Regions from separate parts of the Homo sapiens genome. Here region 1 is linked to region 2. Evidence: read pairs that join two places in POLR2A ChIA-PET (ENCODE). Cell type or tissue: OCI-LY7. All regions are shown on one strand. Each heading gives the region's core, and the rest is flanking DNA. Links, peaks and the distances in the headings are about the cores only. Region 1 overlaps SORL1 (sortilin related receptor 1). Region 2 overlaps SORL1 (sortilin related receptor 1).

Region 1 (4,402 bases), core at 299-4,298, 85 kb after region 2:
GGCAGAGGGATTCACTCAGTGGCCCCTCGAGCCCTCCTCCAACCTCATGACCCTTAGTGGAAGTTGGGGGCCATAAGGAGGAAAATTGGACAGAGGCAAGACTAATTCTCTGCAGATGAGTTTTGATTTCCAAAAGAAAGAGTTCTTAGATATAGACAGTTACCTGTCTGTCCTTTCTAGTCTGGTTCACTCTCCCGTTGCTAATGAGAGACAGCAGAAGGCCTTATGCATAACTGGTGTTCAGTAAATACATGTTGACTGGAGAAATGGACAACAAACTAAGGGAGGAGTGGTCCAGTCCCTGTTACGTATGTACCAGCAGCAAGTCTCAGCTAAAATTCCTCTATCTAAGCACGTGCTAAAGGATGGATTTTAATTTATTTCTAAGTGGCGAAAGCTGCCTGTAACTGTTGAGAATGACTTGGGAGCTTCTTCCTGTCTCCTCCTTCTAGGCTGTGAAGCACTTTCAGTCATGTTTTTATTGAGTCCTTGTCATAGCCTTATAAAGTAGAGACTACAAATGTTCTATTGTTACTTTTTTTTTTTAACTGAAAGTCTACAAGGTGCCCGAGGAGGCTGTTATTTTGACTTTTGCACATTGAGCACCTACCATGTACAGGCATTTACACAGGCATTCTACGCATATTATTTACATAACCCCAAGTATAATTCCGTGAGATATGCCCGCTTTACAGAGGCAAAACTGAAGTTGAAAGAATAAGTCATACGCTCAGACGGTGGCAGAGCCAGGATTGGAACCCACATCTTTCTAACTCCACAGCCTATGATCTCATTGCCTTAGTGTTGCCCCAGTAGAAACTGGCAGAGTCAGGAGCAGAAGCCTTAACTAGCTGTTGTTTGAAATCTATTAGGGCTAGTGCGATGCTAGGCATTATGCCAAGCACTTCCTAAGCATTTTCTTTTTTTCTCCCTGCCAGCCAGCAGCTGCTGTAAGTGCTGTTATTTTTTTCTCCATCTTACAAACAAGGAAATAGAGAGTTTAAATACTTTACCCAAGGTTATACAACCACAAAGTATAGAGTCAGGCCTTAAACCCCAGTCCTTCTGATTCCAAAGGCTATCTTGTTAGCGTAACCTCCCCCTTCTCACTTTTCTTTTTCTTAGTTTTAATAGCATTTCCTCTGATCAGAAAGGGGATACATATTTGTTTCAGAAAATTGAGAGAACAAAAAGAGTGTAATGAAAATTAAAATTGCCTATAATTTCACTTTTACATTTCAGATATCTTCTAATATATTTTTCCATGGATTGATCTCTTTATATCTTTTTTCTAAAATCAGAATAATGCCATAGGTAGTATTGTATCCTGCCCTTTTCACTTCACATAAAATTGTGAGAATTTTCCAGTGTCATCAAATATTTTTGAAACAACCTTTAGTGCCTGCACAGTAGTTGATGGAATGCACATTATTTAATTATTATCCTGTTACTAGACAATCAAATTACATTCAGTTTTTTCCTGCTGTAACACTGTGATGGGGATCCTTGTTAAACACACTTTTGAGTCTTTCTCTGACTTCATGGGATAACTGGATTGAAGGGTATGATTTCCAAGGTTCTTGTTATACAAGGCCAAATGGCTTCCAGGAGCGTTGTACCAACTCCTATCCGCGGATGGGCAGCTTTAAAGAAATTACCCAGTGCTTGTGCAGTGTGTTACGTACCGTCATCATCAGTACATAAACGTTGAATGAATTTGTCATCTAATGACAGTCCTACAGCACATGGGACTCATTTAAGTCAAGAGATTACTATTTTTTTTTAAAAAAGTGCATGTACCAAGACACGTTCTTGACTAACACCCCCAACTTCCTCCTGGAATCTCCTTTTCCTGTTTTCACAGTTGGCAATCTGACAGCTCATACATCCTATGAGATTTCTGCCTGGGCCAAGACTGACTTGGGGGATAGCCCTCTGGCATTTGAGCATGTTATGACCAGAGGGGTTCGCCCACCTGCACCTAGCCTCAAGGCCAAAGCCATCAACCAGACTGCAGTGGAATGTACCTGGACCGGCCCCCGGAATGTGGTGAGTCAGCCAGAATGACCATCACAAAGTGAGTGTGGACTGTCCCCTAATGCTACGCCACCACACAACTCCAGGGCTTTTCTCTCTTTTGCAAATGTTCCGGTGCCCCTGCTGCTCTTGGATATAGGCCTTTCTTTTTCCTTTGTTTTCATACGTGCATTATGATTCACTATGATCAGATCTGTGCTCCTTTTTGAGTCTACTGTTTTACTTTCCACTCCTCCCCAGTGTGTCCCCTTTGCTTTTAGATCAACCGTCCCAAGGCTCTTGGCACATTCGTCCCCCTCTTGCCTCTGTACTTGGCTTATGCCCTTTCTCCTCCTTGGTGTCCTTCCCTCCTCTTGCTATGCAAGAAAATCCTCCCTTCTATAGTTGATCTCTCTCCCTATGAACTCCTAATATATTTATAGTTGGTTCCATATAGCATGATATTTCATTGAATACAGCTTTACCCTATTTGATAATTTTTGTCTGTTACTCTTACCTTCCTAACTAGTTTGTAAGTTCCTTGAAGGGAAGGATTGTTTTCTGGATTTTCTCAATGGAAAAGCATACAGAAGTAAATTTATAATAAGGAATTAGTAAATCCTTAGTGATGAGCGGAGGAACTAGCCTAGGTCTGGTCTTCTGAGGATATCTTCAGCGTGCATTTGTCACAGGGCTGAGTCATAGGGAAATAACCAAAGTTTGCAAGTAGCTGTCTGTAAAATCAGTGAAGAAGAAGGAAGAAGTAAGATTTACTGAGCAGCCAGTAAGTGCCAGGAACAATATAAAATCCGATAAACCCCTGTTCCCCCTTATTCCTTTCATTGGTTCTGTGGGTAAATATTCCCATTTTGCCAGCAAGGAAACTAAGGCTCAGTGAGGCGAAGTAACTTGCCAGAGTTAAAGCTCTCACAAGCAGTAGACTGAGTTTCAGCTCAGGTCTGGCTAATTTAACAGCCTCTGCTCTTTTGTGTGTCCCAGCACCTGACGCTGAGGCAGGGACAGTGATGAGAAGCCCTGACCTATCCCCGGAGCTCTCTTTTACCTGGAAGTTGAGTCTACTCATAAAGAACCCTTTCTTTCCATTTATATACCTGGCAGCACATGACCGCCTCATCACCCCCAACTATCTCTCCAGAGTAGGGCAATTGCACAGAACACTGAAGCCTGACTTGATTTAGGGTCTCCAATTGTGCATGAAGTTGGAGGAGGCTTCCTGCACCTCATCTCAGCTCATGCACTGGTCACACTAAAGGTGGCTTTCAGAGGTGAGAGCGCAAATGAGATCACCTGTAGGAAGCTCTCTGCTTCTGCCCCTCTTTAGTTCATTGAGGACCCTGGCAGCTCTCATGATTTTCCTGTCTACTGTGAGAAGTGCCATTGTCACTGTGCATGTGGGGAACCTCTCATCCCTTGGCTCCCGTGGCTCTGTGGACCCCTTTCCTCTCCAGAGACACCCCATCCCTGGCGGTCACCAGCCTTGTCCTCGGTGATGTCATCCTCCCTCTGTACTCTAAGCCCCGACTTGGCCTACTCCCATCTCATGCTTTGCAGCTCCACCTGCATTTGCTTTGGGACCCCTTTGAGTCCCTCAGCGCTTCTCTTTCCTACATCCTCCCAGGCGATCACCCCCTTCGGGGCTTCCCTTCCTGTTTCTCTGTCTGTGTTCTCCCATCTGTCTGTCCTTTCTCATCTGTCAACAAAAAGAGTCAAACTCTGTAAAATATATGAAAAGATTTATTCTGAGCCAAATAGGAGTGACCATGGCCCGTGACACAGCCCTCAGGAGGTCCTGAGAACATGTGCCCAAGGTGGCCGGGATGCAGCTTGGTTTTATACATTTTAGGGAGGCATGAGACATCCATCAAATACATTTAGGAAATACACTGGTTTGGTCCAGAAAGGCAGGACAACTCAAAGTGGGCATGGGGAAGCAGGGGTTTCCAGGCTATAGGGAAATTTAAACATTTTCTGGTTGTCAATTGGTTGAGTTTGTCTAAAGACCTGAGATTGACGGAAAGGAGATGTTCAGGTTAAGATAAAAGATTGTGGAGACCAAGGTTCTTTTGACGTCTTTTAGTGGCTGCCTTTAGGGGAAATAGATGACAGATGTTTCCTATCCAGATCTTTAAAAGGTGCAAGACTTTTAGCTAATGTCTTTAGGATTGGGAGGGCCTGGAAGAAAAAGATCTAGCTATGTTAATAGAGATTCTTTACAGATGCGAAGGTTCCCCCACAAAGGACAGCTTTTCAGGGCCATTTCAAGATATGACAAAGAAACATGTTTTAGGGTAAAATATTTTGATTTTCTTCCTTGTCTCATAATGTTATGCCAGAGTCAACTTGGAAAGTAAGTCACGATATATAG
Region 2 (4,402 bases), core at 122-4,121:
GGTATTTGGGGGTTTCATAGATATCTTGTTATTGATTTCTAATTTAATTTCCTATAGTCAGAGAAGACACTTTGTATGATTTCAGTCCCTTTAGATTTGTTGAGATTTATTTTGAGATCCAGCCTGTGGTCTATATTGTTGAATATATCACGTGCACTGGGAAGGAATATGTATTAAGCAGTTGTTTGAGGTAGTGTTCTGTAGATATTATTTATATGAAGGTGGTTGATAATGTTGTTCAGATCTTTTGTGTTCATATTGATTTTTGGGGGTTCTAGTTCTCTAAATTCCTAAGAGAGGAATGGTAAGATCTCCTACTATGATTCTGAAATTGCCTCTTGCTCCTTTAAATTCTATCAATTTTTGCTTTATTTTGGTATGCATTTTGAGTCTCTGTTGTTAAGTGTATTCACATTTATAATAATATTTTCTCATGAATTGTCCCTTTTATCATTATGAACTATCTCTCTTTATCTATTGTAATGCCATGTGTCTTAAAATCTATTTTATCTGATATTAAAATAGTTACTGTAGCCTTCTTCTGTTTACTATTTGGATATTACATCTTTTTTTGAGTTGGTGTCTTACTCTGTCACCCAGGCTGGAGTGCAATGGTATGATCTCGGCTCACTGAGACCTCGACCTCCTGGGTTCAAGTGATTCTCCTGCCTCAGCCTCCCGAGTAGCTGGGATTTCAGGCGCTCACCACCACACCCGGCTAATTTTTGTATTTCTAATAGAGACGGGGTTTCGCCATGTTGGTTAGGTTGGTCTTGAACTCCTGACCTCAAGTGATCCACCCACCTTGGCCTCCCAAAGTGCTGGGGTTACAGGTGTGAGATACCACGCCCAGCCCTGGATAGTACATCTTTTAACATCCATTCGCTTTCAACCTATATATGTCTTTATATTTAAAGTGTTTTTTTTTTCTCTTTTTTGAAGTTGGGTCTTGTGTGTTGTCCAGGCTGGTCTTAAACTCCTGGGTTCAAGTGATCCTGCCAAATAGTTGGACTTAAAGGCACATGCCACCATGCCCAGTTCTTTGAAGTGTTTCTTCTAGACAACATATAGTAGGGTCTTGCTTTTTTACTCATTCTGCCAAGCTCTGCTTTTTAACTGAAATGCTTAGGCCATTAACATTTAATATAATTATTGATGTATTTGAATTTAGGCCTAATATTTCATTTATTTTCTTTTCATTTCTCCTATTTATTATTCCTCTGTTCCTTCTGTCCTCTCTCCTTTTGTATTATCTAGATACATTAAGTATTCTACTTTTATTTAGATTTTTTGGGGGGCTTATCTATGTGTATTTCTAGTGACTTCTCTAAGGATTACAACATACATATCTAATCTTTTATAGTCTTCTTTGAGTTGATAATTGCACTTAACGTAAAATTTAGAACCCTTTCAACCATACAAGTCCCTTTTCTCCTCCCCCACCTATATGTTATTTTCATATTTATCACATCAACACACATTACAAAACCCACAAAGCAGTGTTTGTTTTTGCTTCAAATTATCATATGAATTTCAAAGAACTTAAATATTTACCCAGATATTTACCATTTCTCTTGCTTGCTCTTCGTTCTGGAAAAATCTCTGTTTACCCATGGGAAATTTCCCTATAGCCTAAAGAAATTCCTATAGCATTTCCTGTAGCGAGATCTGTTGGCTGTGAATTCTCTTGTTTTTCCCTCTTTTGAAATTTCTGTTTTATTTACCTTCATTCCTGAAGGATATGTTTATTGGATAGAGAATTCTGGGTTGACAGTAATTTTCTTCCAGTACTTTAAAGATGTCTACTGTTTTCTTGTTTCCGTGGGTTCTGATGAGAAACCTCTCTTCACTTTAGCTATCATTCTCCTGTGTGTAACATGCCATTTTTCTCTAGATGCTTTGGAGATTTTTTTTTCATTGGTTTTCAGCAGTTTTGGTATGATGTGTCTAGGAGGGCTTTTCTTTGAGTTTATTCTCTATGTAGATGCTGATTTTGAATCTATATTTATATCTTTCAACAAATTTGGGAAATTTTCAGCCATTATTTCTTCAAATATTTTTTTTCTGCTCCCATCCCTTTCTCCTGTTCTTCTCGGACTCCAGTTACATATTAGACCTACTGTTATTGTTCCTTGTGTCCTTGGCAATCTTTCTTTCTTTGAAATCCTTTTTCCCCTGTATGTTCTCTAGAACACACAGATAGATCTGTAATTTCTACAGATCTATATTTATTTTGAAGTTCACTAATTCCTTTGTCATTGCTTTTCTGATGTTGAGCCCATCAGTAAATTTCTTATTTCGGACATTATATTTTTCTGTTATAAAATTTGTTTGGTTTCTTTTTAAAAATTGTTTCCACTTCTCTGGGAGAATTCTTTTCTCTCATTCATTTCACGTGTATTTTTCTTTCCCTCATGGGACATGGTTATAATAGCTATTTTAAAATTCCAGCCAGGTATGGTGGCTCATGCCTATAATCCCAGCACTTTGGGAGGCCGAGGCAGGTGGAAGCACTTGAGGTCAGGAGCTCGAGACCAGCCTGACCAACATGGTGAAACCCTGTCTGTACTAAAATTATAAAAATGAGCTGGGCGTGGTGGTGCATGCCTGTAATCCCAGCTACTTGGGAGGTTGAAGCAGGAGAATCACTTGAACCCAGGAGGCAGAGGTTGCAGTGAGCTGAGATTGCACCACTGCACTCCAGCCTGGGCAACAGAGTGAGAATTTGTCTCAAAAAATAAAAAATTAAAAAAATATTCCAATATATGGGTCACTTGGGATTGGCACCTTTTGACTATCTTTTCCTTTGAGAATTGGACACATCTTATGGATATGTTTGTATGCTGTATGTTAAGTAATTTTGGTTTGTATTCTGCACATATGAATGAAATTCATGAAATTAAGCCTTCTGGAGGATATTGATATTTTTGTCTCAGCATGTAATCAGCCTGTTTAGGTTCTGACCCTGAGTTCTGTCTTGCTTTCTGTAGGTGGTAGTTTAACTCTCAGTTCAGTATGCTAAGCCTTTGTTACACTGGTTTGTGTCTGTTTCATGCACGTACACTTCAGGGGTTAGGCTGCGACTTGCGTAAGTTCATATACAAAATTAGGGGATTTACTTTTTTGACACTCTCTGCTATGGGATTCCATCCACACTTTACCTACCCTATAGGGGCTCCTTTCTCTGGTTCCTTTGGGGGAAATAATATCTATTGCAGTTTTAGCTGTGACTGAGACTGAGGTGCACCCCATGACTGGGACTTTTCCTTCGGGCAAAGCTTTACCAGGATATTCATGACTTGTGTGTGTAGCTTCTCTAGGTTTTAAATCTCCACAAGCGGCTTGCTTTCGTTTACTTTTCAGCATCCACTGGTAGTTGTTTTTTGTCCAGAGTTTTCAGCTGTAATTAGCAGGAAGGATGGGCTATAGAGGGCTAATACTGTCATAGTAGAACTGAAACCCCAGTTACTTAATTTTTAATCAAGGGTTGGTGGGAGTCATAGATTTGGATTTGAGTCCTACCTCTGCTGTTCACAGTCTACCATTTTAATATTAAGCCCGTGTTTCTTCATTTGGGAAAAAAATTGAGATACTAGAACTTGCTCCACCTGTCCCTAGGATTGTGTGGAACAGATGAGATAATGGATGTCAATGTCTTCTGTAAACGGAAAAATTGTTTTCAAGTGGTTGTCATTGCTGTTATGTCTATGTGCACGTGTGTGCATGCCTGTGGGCATGTGTACATGGTTTCTGCACAATTACCTCCACAGCAGTGGTGTCACCATGGATTTTTCCTCTTCAGGCACTTCCTGGACCTCACTACTACACATGGGGAGACCACGGCGGAATCATCACGGCCATTGCCCAGGGCATGGAAACCAACGAGCTAAAGTAAGTGTCTCTGATGAGGCCTTTTAACATCAAACTTTCTCCCAGAAATTTACGTCTGTGATTATAATTGGATTATCTCTCTATAGCACTATGTTGTTGACAGCACAATTTGTGATCTCTGGATATGAGTTAAACTTTTTTTTTTTTTTTTGAGATGGAGTCTTGCTCTCTCCCCCAGGCAGGAATACAATGGTGCGATCTCAGCTCACTGCAACCTCCACCTCCTGGGTTGAAGCGATTCTCCTGCCTCAGCCTCCTGAGTCTGGGATTACAGGCACCTGCCACCACGTCCGGCTAATTTTTGTAATTTTAGTAGAGACACGGTTTTACCATGTTGATCAGGCTAGTCTCGAACCCCTGACCTCAGGTGATCCACCTGCTTCGGCCTCCCAAAATGCTTGGATTACAGGTGTGAGCCACTGTGCCCACCCCGATTTAAACTCTTTATCTCCCAAATGGGAATATAAGAACCTGTCCTTTCTATCACAAAGGGAGATTGTGAGCAAGAGGG

Evidence for each region. ChIA-PET counts read pairs that join two places held together with the same protein. Peaks named below come from ENCODE experiments on the same cell type or tissue, not always from the same donor. Only the 100,000 strongest peaks of a DNase experiment are listed, where the experiment ranks them.
Region 1: POLR2A ChIA-PET joins it to region 2 with 5 read pairs; 4 of 35 experiments call an interaction of 5 or more read pairs at or near these places.

The regions. Positions count from the first base shown.
Region 1 is chr11:121,613,007-121,617,408 of GRCh38, forward strand. SORL1 (sortilin related receptor 1) reads left to right here. Exons shown (of 48, transcript NM_003105.6): 41 at 1,865-2,049. Among named protein-coding and RNA genes, the nearest start is that of SORL1-AS1, 160 kb to the left of the region's middle. RefSeq lists a silencer at 1,514-1,808. In OCI-LY7, for the core only: no CTCF peak of the experiment used is centred there; no DNase peak of the experiment used is centred there.
Region 2 is chr11:121,528,662-121,533,063 of GRCh38, forward strand. It overlaps SORL1 (sortilin related receptor 1), which reads left to right. Exons shown (of 48, transcript NM_003105.6): 12 at 3,803-3,891. Among named protein-coding and RNA genes, the nearest start is that of SORL1-AS1, 78 kb to the left of the region's middle. In OCI-LY7, for the core only: no CTCF peak of the experiment used is centred there; no DNase peak of the experiment used is centred there; H3K27ac peaks cover 1,157 bases.